Regions from separate parts of the Homo sapiens genome. Here region 1 is linked to region 2. A link is a loop called in an ENCODE intact Hi-C map of the cell type or tissue named here. Cell type or tissue: gastrocnemius medialis. All regions are shown on one strand.

Region 1 (8,000 bases), 85 kb after region 2:
CACAGTGTAGGGCCTGGCAGCTACCCCTTCCCAGGGACTGCGCTATCTTGGTGGTTTTCTCCTGGCCCCGCTGGACTGTGCTGAGGTGACAGTGAGGCAGGGAGGCACACCTGGGACGGGGGCCTTCTAGCAAAGAGACAACTGGTGTCCCATACTTCTAGCAGGTCCGCATCCTGGCAGAATGTCCTGAAGACAGGAATGGAAATTCCCTCAGAACATCTCCGTTGTCTGGGCTCTCCCATCTCCACGGTAACACTCCAGGATGGTCTGTAATCAGGAGGGGGCTGGGTTGCCATGATTCAGGTCTGAAGCCACTCCCAGAGCGGGAAAAGCCTCTGAGGATTCTGGAGGTCACACCTGCCCAAGCCCGTTCCTCCACTCTGACAATGGGGTCCCTGGGAGGTGGCCCTGGGAGCCAGATTCTTAAGGGAAGAGCCAGGGTGAGAAGCTCTGAACTCTTGAGGGAGAATCTGTGCCTGCTCTGCTTGGCAGGGCTGAGTACACCCCCAGGGCCTAATGAGAAACGCCCTTGACGGATGAATGATGAAGGAGGAATCACAAACCAGCTAATGGCCATGTGCTGTGTGAGCCTTTTCCAAATTCTAGACTTGCTCTACCATTGACGGCCACTTCCAAGCTTATAGGGCCCTGCCTTTGCGAGTAACCACACATGCGTTGTTTCACGTCTGCATGATTGTATCCATAGAATAAATTCATAGGAATAGAATTGTTAATAGAATTGCTCGACCAGGTTTCACATGCATTTGCCATGCGATGGATGTGGCCAGTTTTCTGTTCTTCGAAGAGATGGGCTTTATGTAGCCTTCACAACACACAAGAACTGACTGCCCACACCCTGGCCCTGAGCAGGGCTTTGTGAGCAGGTTGAGCATTTTCTTCATGCGGTTAAGAGTGCCTTATATTTTGTTTTCTGTGAACTCAGTTGAAATCCTTTGCTTCTTTTTACTTATTGACTTACTGGTCTCTTTCTTATTGATTTAAATATTTGGAAATGACTGTTTCTGGTATTAATTGCAAATTTCTTTTTCAGCTTGTTATTATCTTTCAATTGACTCGTGGTGGTGTTTCATTCTAGGCAGAAGGTTTTATTTTTGTGTCATCATATTTCTTAGCATTATTATGGCTTCTGGATTTTGTCTTGTGTTTAGATCTTCCCTACTCCAATGTCATAAAAAATTCTCCCATGGTCTCCTCTTTGCTTCTTTTCTTCCTTTTTTTTTTTTCTTTCTGGGAGTTACACCTTTGCTCTATTTGGAATTAATTTTGGTGAAGTATAGAACCAACTTCATAGTTTTTCCAGGAGACTACCTAGTCAACATCATTATATGAATATCCTGTTTCCCCTCATGATTTGAATGTCTTTGTCTTATAATTTGCAGTATTTTGAGGTCTATTTCTATGCTTTCTAATTATTTATTTGCCAGTAACATATTTTTAAATGGACATAGCTTTAAATGGAATTTTATAATATGTTTTGAGATCTGATAGTAATAGTTTCTCTATTATTTGTTTTTTCTTTTAGGTTTGTCTTATGTATTCTTAAATATTTCCTTACACAAATTTAGATTTAGCCTGTCTGGTTTTTAAAAAGTTAGCCTTTTAACTGGGATTGTATCATATGTGCAGAGACTAACTTTGCAAAAATTGAAAGTCTGTATACCTGCTTGGCTTCTGCCCCGTCTGTGCACATCCCTCCGAGGCAGGGCCGTTTTCACATTTCTTGCTAACCTTGTTGAATTATATTTTTGCATATTTGTTTGCAATTGCTCCTTCAGGGTTATCCAGATGCACAATAAAATAATCTATAAGTAATCATCACTTTCTCTGCTCCTTTCTCATTTTTGCACTCCCAGTTTCTGTGCCTTAATTGCATGAGATGTGCCTGCAAAGCAGTGAGAGAATGCAGCCTGGAAACTCTGAGTGTCTTGGCCTCCTCATGGCTGTAGGGAATGGTCAGGATGAGGCAGAGGTCATTTATCCTGTAAAAGAACTATTCATTCCTTCCCATTTTATCATGAACATTTCAGTCTCTACTTCAAAACACAGAGGAGGATGTTGACTTCCATCCACTGTTTGCCAGCATTTCTAGGGCTGGTCATACTGTTTTTCTCTTTTGCTCTATTAAATGGTGATTTATATTAATAGACCCAATACTGAGTCATTGCTACTTGCACTGGGCAGAACAACCCACCCTTAGTCGTGGTGTGTAATTCTCAACATGCCGCTGCGTTTCATTTGCTCATATTTTATTGGGCCTCTTTATATTGTTATTGACACATTAGGTTGGTTGGTAGTTGTTTTTTTTTTTTTTTTTTTTTTAAGCTGGTCTCTTTGGTGGCAATGTCATGCTGGCCTGACAAAAAAATGTGGAAGCTTTCCTTCTATTTTTGTTTGGAGAAGCTTAAATACTGTTGGACTAGATGGGAAATGGTACAGCTGAAAACTGACATTTTCCATTCTTTAGCCAAGTAACCTTGAAACAGGTCTTTTAATGTATCTCTGCCAGAAATTAAAATATATATCAGACATTATGAAGAAATTTCAATTTTATTTCAGGTGAGATAATAAAGTGTAAGAGCTGGAGTTTGGTAAAAGCCCAGGGCAGACGTCCCTAAATCCGTTTCGTGCCCAACATACATTTGTCAGTTAATTCAAAAGCTGTCTGAAGGCCAGATTTTAATCATATTTAGGAAACACTCTTGATGCTTCAAAGCTGCAATGACGAATGATACAGAAAACTACAATTCAGTGAGGGACAAAGTCCCTGTTTTTAAGGAGAGTAGCGTCCTATAGAACAAGGGGTCTCATGGGCCTGACCGTGCCCTGGACAGACCTGTGGTGACCCCGCAGCGCGCCTTGCAGGGGCCGGTGGGAGCTGGACTTTTGAAAGGGTAGAATCAAGGCCACGAGGGGTCGCCAGCCTGGGAGGACCCAGGAAGGGGAAGGACAGTGCCACCCGTGCTCACTGTGACGGAGGGATTCTGCTGAGCTCGGGAAGGCTGCACTCCTAAAATGGCCAGTGAGACCCAGGCTCCTGACGGAGGACGGGTCACTTTTACAAGGAAACTTTTAAAACAGATTTTGCAAAATTCTGGGGGCCATGAGCAGAGAGAGTGATGACACCTGGGTCCAGGCCGTCTCCATTCCAGGCAGAGCCGTGATGGGCGGACTCTAACCAAGTGATGGCTTCTGTTTGTCCCAGATGGAATCTTTCAGAGACACTGACTTCCCAGGGAGTTTGTGGGGTGTGGGCATTCTGTGTCACCCCACTTCTGCTCAGCATCCGGTGACAAGAAGGCCCCAGAGAGCCTGGAGCAGAGCCTGGCCTCCGTGTCTGACCCCAGCTGTGCGGCAGGGCCAGTGACTCAATCATCTCAGCCAACAGCAGACAGCCTGGGGCCTCTCTTCCTGGGAGAGAGGACGCTGGCGTGCTGTGCCCCTTGTGATAAAATGTCGTGGTCCCTGTGGACACAGAGCTCCCTCACCTGTGCTGTCTGAGACCCCACGTGGCCTCCACATGCCATGAATGTGCAATCCACATGCCCTGAGACTCAGCATTCTGGCACTCACACCAGTCCTGTGCAGAGCAGGGCCACGCTGCTATTCTTAGTCCCAGGATTCCAAGCTCAGACAGGAGTGAGGAGGGCTCCCCACAGACATGTGCTACCAGACTGTGAGACGGTGGAATAAATAGAATCTAGACTTTGTGACGCTCAATCCCAGGTCTCGCTAAAGAAAAGAACGAAGGCTCAGTTTGGCACTAGTGTTGTGCCTCAGCCTGTCCATCTCACACTAGGGTTCATCTGCAGGCCTTTGGCCTCAGCACTTGGCCGATGTCCTTAGCGGAGAGGAGGTGGTTTGCCTCCTTTTGGGACTGCCATGAACGGGCTGCTGCAGCTTCCATTATCAGCTCCTCAACTCAAGCTAAAAACTCAGGAACTCCCTCTGGGGTCTGGGATCAGCAGCAACCACCCCTCCGCAATTGCAGTGCACCCTAGGTCCCTTCCGGAGCAACTGAGCAGAACGTCTTCCTGGGACTGTGGTCCATGGACGGCCCTGCTAACAGCTAATTGCAGCCCATGTGTCCTCATCACACCAGGTCTCCAAAACGGGGGCACAGATGTCCACTGCCGTGAGGTGGCTTCTGGGCAGCTGCTGCCCTGGACTGGGAGGCTGAGAATCCTCAGCCCTTAGACTCCAGCCTGCAATTTGGGAAAAAGGTAGTGGCACCAGGTGAACAAGAACGTGGCACCAGGTGAACAAGAACAAGCCCCCACCCAGCTCTCAGACTGGTCAGCCATATTCCCAGCTCTACCTGCTCTGAACTTTGGGGAGAAGGGCTGGACTGGAGGTGGGTGAGTGCTGAGGGAAAGGAGGTGGGAGAGAGGTGAGAAAGGAAAATGGAGAAGGGGAGCCTGGCCTCCCAGCTGCAGAACCCCCAGGCCCAGCCTGCTCCCCACAGCCTGCTCCCCCAGCCCCAGACCATCCCTCAGCCTTCTGTCCCCCCAGGTCCTTAGACCACCTCCCAGCCTGCTGACCCCCCAGCCCCCAGATCATTCCCAGCCTGCTCCCCCAGCCCCAGACCACCCCCTAGCCTGCTGACCCCTAGGCCCTCAGACCACCCCCAGCCTGCTCCTCCAGCCCCAGACCACCCCCCAGCCTGCTGACCCCCAGTACCCAGCCCATCCCCCAGCCTTCTGACCTCCCAGCCTCAGCCCACCACCCCAGCCTGCTTCCCCAGCCTCCAGCCCACCCCCCAGCCTGCTGATCCCCAGCCCCCAGGCCTCAGCATCCCCCACCCAGCCCCATTCCAGAGCACAGATAAAAGTGAAACCTGAGCAGCAAATGTTTGTGGAGCCGCCGCCAATCAAGGGCTTCGTTGCCAGGGTAACCGGGACACTTCATCAGCTCTGTGAACAGATGGTCAGTGAGTAACAGGCAGCATATGTTCCCGTAAGCCCTGACACGGGCACAGATGGAGGGTGGGCGGGAGCTTCTCCTCCCTTCCCATGGGTGCGGCATTGCCGAGAGGCACAGAGGCCGGGGAGCCCGCGTGGTGCTGGTGAGTGCGGATTACTAACACGCCAGTGCCACTCCCAGCCTCGCTTAACCAGAGCACTGCACAGTTAACAACAGCCAGGCACACAGAGCTGCGTGCTGAGGCTGAATCGCAGCCAGGAATCCTCATTAGCAGCCTGCCCACCTTCCAGTGTCACTATCTCAGGCCTCCGGTTTCTGTGGATGTTTACAGGAGAAATCAAACTGCCCTTTACAGGATCAAAGGAGAATTAGATGCCTTTCGGCCATGGAGGTGGGATCCCAGAAGGTTCGGCCTCAAAGCCGATCAAAGTCAATATACACAGGTTCGCGTGCACTGGCCACTGGCTACCGTGACATGTGGTTCGTCTCTCAGACCTTGTATTCCCTGCATTTGGTTTGGCCCCTCAGAATGAGGTCCCCAATCTCTCCACCATCACCAGCATGAGGATAGCTCAGGGAGAAAGGATATTGGTGATTACATCGTTGATTGCCAGCATGATTGCAGCAACTGCCTTTCACTGAACATCTACTATGCCCAGACCCTGGATACACCTCTAGGATCCCATCTCTGCCAGCCAGCAAGGGTGGAGGAGGTGTCTAGCCTGGCTCTGAGTTCCAGGCCCAGCTGGGCTCCAGGAAGGCCGTCTTGTGGTCACAAGCCACAGGGCAGGCCTGGCTGTGTCTGCACTGGGGCTATGTTGTGGCCAGGAGAAGCCAGGCACCCTTTCTCTTGGGGACAGTCTTGTCAGCTTCAGAGAAGCCCTGGGCTCCTTTCTTCAGTGTCTGCTGGTCCTGGGTGCAGCTCTGTCCAGAGTGGGCACAACTTCCCAGCTCCCATTATATCTCTGGTCTGTATTCTCAGGCTTGTCTGTGCTCTACACGAGTCTGCCTGGTTCACCAGGCCTCACAAATTCACTGCTCACTGGTACCCAATACCAGCACAGAGCTAACCCTCTGGGGTCCTGTAACAATCTTCAATTGGATCCTATCCCATCCCAGGAATGTCCACAGCAGATTTCTGCTTGGGCTGGATGCGTTCCAGTCCTGAGCAGGACCCTGCCCTGTGGAGAGGCCTTCAATATTCCGCCTCTAGGTCAAATGCGGTGGAAATCCACCTGCAAGCTCAGAAGTTATTGGGAAGAGGCCAGCAGGGGCAGCCGCTCGACAGTTCTCCTTTCCATAACAAATCAGGTTAAAATCTGAAGGAGTAGGCTTGACTGACCAGAGGGATAAATCCAGTTTGTATAGAAACAAACACCCTGGTGTGCTTTGCAGAGAGCCTGGGGGCAGAGACAACGTTTGCATGAATGGGACCTGCTAGGTCCGCTGGTGCCAGTGAACAAACTACCATGAAGTGCCCAGACAGACAAGCTGCCAGGAAAGCCAGGAATTTCCTTCCACCTCCTTTCTGCTTGACTTGGTTTACCAACGCTGTACATCCAAGAGAAAAAAAAATTAATGTGCATTTTCTCTTCAGGCACTTGTGTGAAAAACATCCGTCTTCCTGTCGTCATCACTGAGTGAGCCCACGGTCACCAATCCCTGGGTCACAGCTCCCCAAAACCAAGAGAAACAGCCAGCGGGACAAGGCCAGGGCAGCCCTAAACATGCCACATCACCCCAGTGCTATGCGAAGGAAGCTTCAGGGGCATCTTCAAGGAAATGTGTGAATCTGAATAAATTTTACAGATTAAAACTTTTACAAAATTTATAAAATTTTAATCATTCCAATTAAGCATTTAGAACACTACTTGGTTAGTGGGAAATTTATAGCTCTAAATGCCCATCCTCAAAAGAAGAAATGCTTAAAATCAACGACCTGAAGTTCCACCTTAAAATGCTAGAAAAAGAAGAGCAAAAGTAACACAAAGTAAGTGTTAACAAAAAATAAAGAACAGAAATCAATGAAATAAAGAGCAGATGACAGAGAAATTTAGCAAAACCAAAAGTTGGTTCTTTGAAGGGACTGGCAAACTTGATAAACTCCAACCTAGACTGATCAAGAAGAGAGAGAGCACATGTTAGCAAGACCAGGAATGGAGGAGGGTCATCATAACAGACCCTACAGGCATCAAGAGAATCAGCAGCAGATGGTCGTTGTCTGGGCCCCAGCTCAGACTAAAGAGAGCTTTTTGGACAGAAACCTGTGTATCAATTGTGATAGTTACACGAGTATTTCCATGGTATTTCCATTTGTTAAAGATGCAAAATTTTGTTGGATGTATGTTATACTTCAATGAACTTGATATCAACAGTAAAAAGGTTTTCCTGCCTTCTTAAACAGAGACAATTTTTCATGTTCCTCTGCTATAAATTCAGACATTCATTACACTTCGTTCTATTTCCACACACTGTGGAGGCCCTTGGGAGGTGAGTGCTGGTTGCTTCTGTCACAGTGAATGCCCATAGCAGGGGGCAGCTGGGCCCATCCTCTCCCTGGGGTCAACCCACACTTTTCCTTGGTGCCAGCCCTCACCCTCCAAGCCTCTGGTATGTGGCTCCCACCAGCTCCAGCCTGGGAAGCCATGATATTGACAGGGTTGGCTCTGGGGCTGCACAGGCCTCTGAAGGAGATGGGTGTCCCTGTGCTGTCGGGATCAGGTGCTCTGAGTGGGCCTTGGAGTCACTTGTGCTTTCCTCAGGAAGTAGCCACACTTAGGAGGAAATGGAGGTTGTCAGATGAATGACTGAGGTGCCCTTTGGGGTCCACTAGGCTCTGGGATCTCTCATGACCAGACACATATTTTTGCCTTTGTTTAGGCAAATAGAGCCATACACATAATTATTTCAGTTGGGCCAAATCTGTAAAAGGAAAAAAGAAAGATTTAAAAACTCTCTCAGAATGATGCATTTTGGGAACTGGAATTTTACAAAACCCAATCAAATATTTGTTGGATACCCACTGTGTGGAAGTCACTGTCTCAAGCCTTGTGGGGGAC
Region 2 (8,000 bases):
TGAGAGTCAGAGGCCCGTGTGATTTGCAATACTCCTTTCTGGAAGCTCTAACGAATATGAATAATCAAAGATGCCATTACTGCATAACAAGAGCATTGGACACTAAAATATAACTTTTCCGAGAAATTGAAATTTGCTTATTTATGTTGTTTATTTAGGGGTATGGTCAGGGTATTTTATTCAGACACTTAGTGTGCTCAATTTATTCATTTTTTCAACAGTATTTCTGGAGCTCCTATTATGTTCTAGGCACTATAAAGACACATGCACACGTATGTTTATTGCGGTACTATTCACAATAGCAAAGACTTGGAACCAACCCAAATGTCCATCAGTGATAGACTGGATTAAGAAAATGTGGCACATATACACCATGGAATACTATGCAGCCATAAAAAATGATGAGTTCATGTCCTTCGTAGGGACATGGATGAAGCTGGAAACCATCATTCTCAGTAAACTATCGCAAGGACAGGAAACCAAACAATGCATGTTCTCACTCATAGGTGGGAATTGAACAATGAGAATTGTTCAATTGTTCAATTGGCAATGCAGGGCCTGGGAAGGAGCTTCCTGCAGGCCGAACAGAAACAAAATGACACTTCCCTCCATTCTAAGCCAAATAACCTAGTGGTTCCTGTATGTGCCTCAGAGTGAAATTGAAATCCTAACCCTGAAGTCATTTTGTAGAGGCCTTAAGCTTCTTGTTGTGAGATGTTTCCTGGTTCCCTTCAGAAAAGGGCTCTGACAGGGTTTAGCAGAACTATTGATGGACGACTTGGCATGAGTACATCTGGATACATCAGAACTTTGTCACAAGAGTGGTGTTTTAGTTTTAAATTCCTTAAATAACCAATAATTGGGACATGGTTAAGTAATTTATGAAATGTTCACTACATGAAATATTTTCTGGCCATTAAAAGTGGTGGCCATGAAGACCTGGCAGCAACATGTCAGAATATTAACGCAGAATGCTAAATGAAAATCAAGAGTCCAGAATTGTACACAATGACTGCAGGTGTGTGAAAACATGAAAATGCAGACGAAGAACATCCAAATTAATGTAGTGGACTGGCCCCCTATAAATGAACCAGTGGACTGGTTCATTTTATTGACCATTTTAGGACAAGACTTTATACATTTGGAATTCTATATTTAATAGCACCCCTTGAATTTTTGCATGATTTTAAAAGACCAACCAAACTTCTTATAATACTTAAGTTTGATTGTGGCTGCAATCTAGCAATCAATTTAATGAAAAATATCTAACTGGAAACTTTGAGTTGATAAAAAATCTGTTTGATAGATTATTTCACTTTTAAATAGCCTGTTGCTATCAATAGATACATCTGATCATCTCCTAATTAGTAAATAATGAAGACTGTTGTTTTCATAAGTATTAATAAGCCACAGATATTCTGGGATGGGTTGCTGGCAGGAGGAAGATGTTGACTTGCTAACTGAGGAGTATGAACCCGGTCAGTGCTGCTTCTGTACATAAAGACTGTTAGTTTAGATGATGGCCTCACCAAAATAATATTCTGATTTGTCTGCTTGATTATGAAGGTGCACAATTAGCAAGAAAAATCTGAGACTTTTTAGACAGACGTATACAAAACCTCTGGGTTGTCTTGAGAAAACCCAGAAAACCGACTTCTCTCAGGCTTCATGAAGGGGAAAAGGTGTTTTAACCTTTAGCACATGTTACAAAAATCTAATACGGCAAAAGATATTGAGAAGTGGAGAGTTTCACTAAAAATTATTGGGCTAATAAATGCTTAGAGCCAATATGTACACACAACACACACACACACACACACACACACACACACACACAAAGGAAAAAGCTAATGGAAAACAACTAAGCCCTATTTTATTCCGTTGGAAGCCGTGAGCAATGCCAAGTGTCCACACTTAAAAATGAGATACAAACACGTTTTCTCTCATGTTTTTCACAAATTTGAAGGAAACAATTATCAGTCAAGACTTGTCAGAAGATTTGGTATAAATTTAAGGGCATATTTACTTTCTCTTGTCACTTTAACAAGTTTATGTTGTCCCGTGTCCCTTATAAATCTGCTAGAAAAATAAGTTTGGAATTTCAAAGTAGAAAAACCTTGGAAATAAGATCTTCAGTGGCTTGAAGTTTACACCCAGTCTGGAGCTAGGGCCTCCACATGCATCAGCACATCTCATTCTTGTGTGAAAATTTTTAAATTGATATGTAGTATTTGTACATATTTACAGGGTACATGTGATATTTTGTTATTGCATAATGATCAAGTCAGGGTATTTGGGGTGTTCAGCACCTTGAGTTCATCACCTTTCTATGTGTTGGGAACATTCCAAGTCCTGTCTTCTAGCTATTTTGAAATATGCAAATATTGTTGTTAACTGTAGTCACCCTACTCTACTGTCGAACAACAGATCTCACTCCTTCCATCTAACTGTCTGTTTGTACCCATTAATCAACCTCTCTTTCTCCTCTCCCCCACACATACCACCTTCCCACCCTCTGCTAGCGACCGTTCTACCTTCTACTCAGCACATCTCATTCTGACTCTTCCATCTGATGTGAGCAAGTCTGTCCTGAATTAGAGCTGTTTTCTAGAGGGCAAGATCTTATCTTTGTTTATTATTTAAAGTGTCCAGCACGCTTTGATTTATTACTAAGCACGAGCTATTTTTTACTTGAATTTCTATAATGCTTTGTTATTCATTCGTGTTTTTTATTATGGAAATGTCAAATAAGCCCCTTGTATATTTCACCCACCACTATTCATGGTAATCTTATTATCGTTGTTTATTTTGAAGTAAATCCTATAATTTTATTAGTAAATATTTTAGTGCTCCTAAAAGATAATGATCGCATTTAAAAATATAATCACAGTATCACAATTGTACCTTTAAAAATTAACTATAATCCCTCAACATTCAATATGCAGTCCATGTTCAAATTTCCTTGATTGTCTCATAAATGTCTATTAACATGTCATTCAAATCTGGAAACAAGCCTTTTTATCTCTCTCTCTCTCTCTTTCCTTGAAATTTACATGTTGAAGAATCCAAGTCGTTTGTCATGCAGAATCTTCCACATTCTAGATATAAATGATTGCATTCCTGTAGGTTCTGTCCTGTCTTTTCCTATAAATTGGCAGTTAAATTTAGAGGCTTGATTAGATTATGTTCAATTTTTCATCAATAAAGCAACTTATGTTCATATAAATCTTATCATTGCTTAGATGAACAAATTAGACCTGTTTCTTTTTCTTTTCTTTTCTTTTTGAGAGAAGGTCTCCCTCTGTTGCCCAGGCTGGAGTGCAGTGGTATAATCATGTCTCACCGTAGTCTCTACGTCCCTGGGCTCAGTGGTCCTCTCACCTTAGCCTCCTTAGTAGCTGGAACTACAGGTGTGTGCCACTATACCTGGCTAATTTTTGTACTTTTGGTAGAGACAGAGTTTCACCATGTTGCCCAGGCTGGCCTGAAACTCCTGGGCTCTAGGGATCCACCCCCCTCAGCCTCTCAAAGTGCTGGGTTTATAGGCATGAACCACAGCACCTGGCCCAGACCTGTTTGTATTGGTTAAATGATAATGTACTAGAGGAGAAATCTTTTTTGTGATATGACATATCTCAAAGTATCATTGATTTTTGAGTTTGTGTCAATATGAGATAAACTTTAGTTTCTAAAAATAGCCACAAACTTTCTTTAGATCACAGAATCACAGATTCCACTTGGGCAGGACTTGAGCCTCTCACTCATGTAGGGCCCCTTTCCACCTTCCTGGAGGTATGGTCACCTGTCCTTTGCGTGACCAAGTCGGGATGAGGAGTTAGTTACACGCAGACAGGCCACTGGTAAGTCTCTCACAGTATTCCAGCTTTTCCTTCAAGGCATTTTTCTTCTAGGGTTGTTGTCTATTTTGTTGTTGTTGTTGCCTGTTTGTAACAGGTTTCTATTCTATCGTGTTACCCTGCTCTGTGTTAATAATATAAATACCTAACAAATTTTCTAGACTATCTAGCCCTTTAACTGAGGGTTTTTTTTTCTTTTTCTTCTGATTCTTTTTACAGCTAAGCCCCTATACTTAACACTCTCTTTTCTCTGCTCCTGATGGTTAACACCTTGATTTACATACTTTATTCAAGGGATAATAGTAATACTGTATTGCTATTAGTCTCAGTCACCTCTGTGTCATCTTTCCTACTGCTGTGTTGAGACTATTTTGGGGAGTGTGCCTCAGCGACAGCTGTGAGCCACATTTAACCCACCAGCTGAAGTCTTGCAAAGTGCCCTTCATGTTCCCGCGTGTACAGATGGCTCTGCCTGATACTAATGGCAGCAGCAGGGTAAATGTGACTGAGGCGTCTTCTGGGGAGGCTCAGGTGGTCCAGGTTCCCTTTTAGAAACTTCAGAGTCAAGCTATTCGTAGTGGTGACTCTTGTACGCTCCAGCTGCCTGGCCTGTTCCCTACCCATGGGGGCTCAGATCCCTGATGGCCTTAAAAGGAGAGGGCTTGAGAAAAATGCCACCCTGAGTCAGGGTGTGGGCTGCACAGGCCAGCAGCTTGTCTCTGAGAGTGATGCCAAGGGAGTGGTTTGCAGGAGAGAGAGAGGGTTCTCCAAGATATCAGCCTCAAAATAGCCTGGCCATCCTGAACTTCCCTTAATAGCCTGCCACAGATCAATCACCCACAATCTAGGGAAAGCCTTTGTAAGCCTATTTGGACATTATGCTTGTGCTGCCTTGAAGAGCAATTGAATTCCACCTATTATTCTGAGGCATAAGATATTTTTCCGTCCTATTTTCCTAAAACTAAAGCTATCTCTAAGTTTTGAGAGTATCCTCTTGCCTCTGTGGCCTGGGAATGGTGGAATGTGATGAGAGTGACAGGGTGGCAGCTGCACCCAGGATGCTGACTCGGTGTCACTGTCGGCTTCAGTTGATGTGGCCACCACACGTTAACCACGTGACATCAGTTTCTGGGCAGAAGTTAAGTGTCTTGCCTTCTGCAGTAGATTTTATCTCTAAGAATTGTCCAGAAAAGGAAAAGCCTGTTTATCTCAATTTCCTCTGTGATTATATTCCAAAATAAGCTTCCATAGGAAAAACATTCTATGCAAGTGTGGCAGATGGCCTGGGCTAGGCCACAGCGATTCTCCCTTCCTTTAGAGAAGTACAGCCGTGTCAAGTGTGTGTCCCCGAGGATTGCATTAAGGAAGACTTTAAGAAGAGTTATAGATTGGAAGGGAATTTATGTGATTTTTCCCTCCAGAATGCATCTGAGCAGGGCTCACTCAGCAGGTGGATGACTTGGGGCCTCAGAGAAACCCTGGGTTTTCCAAGGAGCCCTGAATGTTTATAAGACATCAGGTTAGAACAGGAGTCCAGGGGCGATATGTTAGAAAACCTAACAAGAACTGGACATTTACAAGAAGTCAGGTGTAAGGACTGAGGAGACGTGGTTTCTTTACTTTTGCAGAACAGCTGTGCAGCCAGTCCCTGGGATGGGCTCCTGTCCGGGGCTGCGCACTCACAGGCTGCCAGAGTGAGCAATGGAAAGGCAGGTTAGGCTTCTCCCCATGCTACTCAGGCCGCTGTGCTCCACCACAGCCTACGGGAGGCAGCCAAGCTCCTCTGCTACGTGTACTGTCAGAGGCTGGTCACCTCCCCTCACTTTTAAGGGTCTCTGACCCTCACTTTTCTGGCAACAGCAAGTTGCTTATCGTTGCCCAAAGATACTGAAGTGGTTGTAGGCTCTGGAATCCAAAAGACAGAGAATCAGGCCTACCCCATCTCTTCCTGTCTGTGTGGCCTCAGGCAGTTAGTGGAAGTCCGTAGGCCTTGCTCCCTCACTTATGAAATGTGGATGATAGTACCTTCCTCATAGGCACCCAGTGAAGAGTACATGAGATAATGTTTGTAAAGCTCTTGTTCCAGTGCCTAACACAGTACGTCCTCAGTGAATCACAGTTATTCCTGTTATGCCTTACAGGCTATTTTCCCAGCGGGGACCCACAACCCCTCCATGCACCCCTAGCTCCCATATGCCTGGAAACTCACATTCATCTTTCAAACGTGAGTCAAGTTTTGACTCAAGTGTGCCTCTCTGTGAAGCTGCCTCTGATCCCGTCCCCCGCCTTCTTTTTCTCTGTCCATTTCCATTTCTTATGACTGCATAGTATTCCATAGTGTATATGTACCACATTTTCTTTATCTAATCCACTGTTGATAGGCACCTAGGTTGATTCCATGTCTTTGCTATTGTCAGTAGTGCTGTGATGAATGTGTGTGTGCATGTCTTTTTTTCTTTTTGAGACAGAGTTTCGCTCTTGTTGCCCAGGCTGGAGTGCAATGATGTGCAAACTCTGCCTCCTGGGTTCAAGCAATTCTTCTGCCTCAGCCTCCTGAGTAGCTGGGATTACAAGCATGCGCTACCACACCTGGCTAATTTTGTATTTTTAGTAGAGACAAGGTTTCTCCATGTTGGTCAGGCTGGTCTCAAACTCCCAACCTCAGGTCATCCTCCAACTTCGGCCTCCCAACGTGCTGGGATTACAGGCGTGGGCCACTGTGCCCAGTGCATGTGTCTTTTTGGTAGAATGAATTGTTTTCATTTGGATATATACCCAGTAGTGGGATTGCTGGGCCAAATTGTAGTGCTGTTTTAACTTTTTCAAGAACTCTTCAAACTGCTTTCTATAGTGGCTGAACTAATTAACCTTCCCACCAACAGTGTATAATTATTCCTTTTTCTCCACAGCATCACAGCATCTGTTGTTTTTTGACTGTTTAGTAATAGCCATTTTGACTGGTGTGAGATGGTATCTCATTGTGGTTTTGATTTGCATTTCTCTGATGATTAGTGATATGGAGCATTTTTTTGCGTTTGTTGGCTGCATGTCTGTCTTCTTTTGAGGAGCGTCTTTTCATGTCTTTTGCCCATTTTTTAATGGGGTTGTTTTTTGCTTGTTCATTTGTTTAAGTTCCTTGTAGGTTCTGGATATTAGACCTTTGTCAGATGTGTGTTTTTTGAATATTTTCTCCCATTCCGTAGGTTGTCTGTTTACTCTGTTGATAGTTTCTTTTGCTGTGCAGAAGCCCTTTAATTATGTCCCACTTGTCAATTTTTGTTTTTGTTGAAATTGCTTTTGAGGACTGAATTACAAGTTCTTTCCTAAGGCTAATGTCTAGAATGGTTTTTCCTAGGTTTTCTTCTAGGATTCTTAACAGTTTGAGGTCTTACATTTAAATCTTTAATCCACATGAACTAATTTTTGTATACGGTGAAAGGTAGGAATCCAGTTTCATTCTTCTGTGTATGACTAGACAGCGAACCCAGCACCATTTATTGTTTAGAGAGCCCTTTCCCCATTGCTTATTTTTGTTGACTTTGTTGAAGATCAGATGGCTGTAGGTGTGTGGCTTTATTTCTGGGTTCTGTATTCTGTTCCATTAGTCTATGTGTCTGTTTTTGTACCAGTGCCAAGTTATTTTGGCTACTGTAGTATTATAGTATAGTTTGAAGTCGGATAATGTGATGCCTCTGGCTGTGTTCTTCTTGCTTAATATTGCTTTGGCTATTTGGATTTTTTTTTGTTCCATATGAATCTTACAGTAGTTTTTTCTAGTTATTTGAAAAATGACATTGGTAGTTTGATAGGAATAGCATTGAATCTGTAGATTACTTTGGGCAGTATGGCCAGATTAATGATACTGATTCTTCCAGTCCATGGGTAGGGAATGTTTTTCCATTTGTTTGTATCATCTATGATTCCTTTCAGCAGTGTTTTGTAGTTCTTCTTGTAGAGATCTTTCACCTCCTAGTTAGATGTATTCCTAGGTATTTTATTTTCTTTGTGGCTGTTGTAAATGAGATCATGTTCTTGATTTGGTTCTCAGCTTGAATGTTATTGGTGTATAAAAATGCTACTGATTTTTATACATTGACTTTGTATTCTACAACCTTACTGAAATTGTTTATCAATTCTAGGAGC

The links. Peaks named below come from ENCODE experiments on the same cell type or tissue, not always from the same donor. Only the 100,000 strongest peaks of a DNase experiment are listed, where the experiment ranks them.
Region 1: it touches region 2 in a loop (4-fold over the local background); 5 of 110 quality-filtered maps call a loop at or near these places.

The regions. Positions count from the first base shown.
Region 1 is chr6:170,435,570-170,443,569 of GRCh38, reverse strand. It overlaps LOC107986676 (a long non-coding RNA gene), which reads right to left and starts at 7,338. Exons shown (of 2, transcript XR_001744494.3): 1 at 4,856-7,338; 2 at 2,550-4,223. LOC124901477 (a long non-coding RNA gene) reads left to right here. Exons shown (of 2, transcript XR_007059900.1): 2 at 1-1,839. RefSeq lists enhancers at 2,998-3,576, 4,285-5,484, 3,794-5,563. In gastrocnemius medialis, no CTCF peak of the experiment used is centred here; DNase peaks (open chromatin) are centred at 3,519 and 4,989; H3K4me3 peaks cover 576 bases; H3K27ac peaks cover 4,731 bases.
Region 2 is chr6:170,520,607-170,528,606 of GRCh38, reverse strand. No RefSeq gene overlaps it. Among named protein-coding and RNA genes, the nearest start is that of PSMB1, 29 kb to the left of the region's middle. In gastrocnemius medialis, no CTCF peak of the experiment used is centred here; DNase peaks (open chromatin) are centred at 4,286, 4,936 and 5,596; H3K27ac peaks cover 6,393 bases.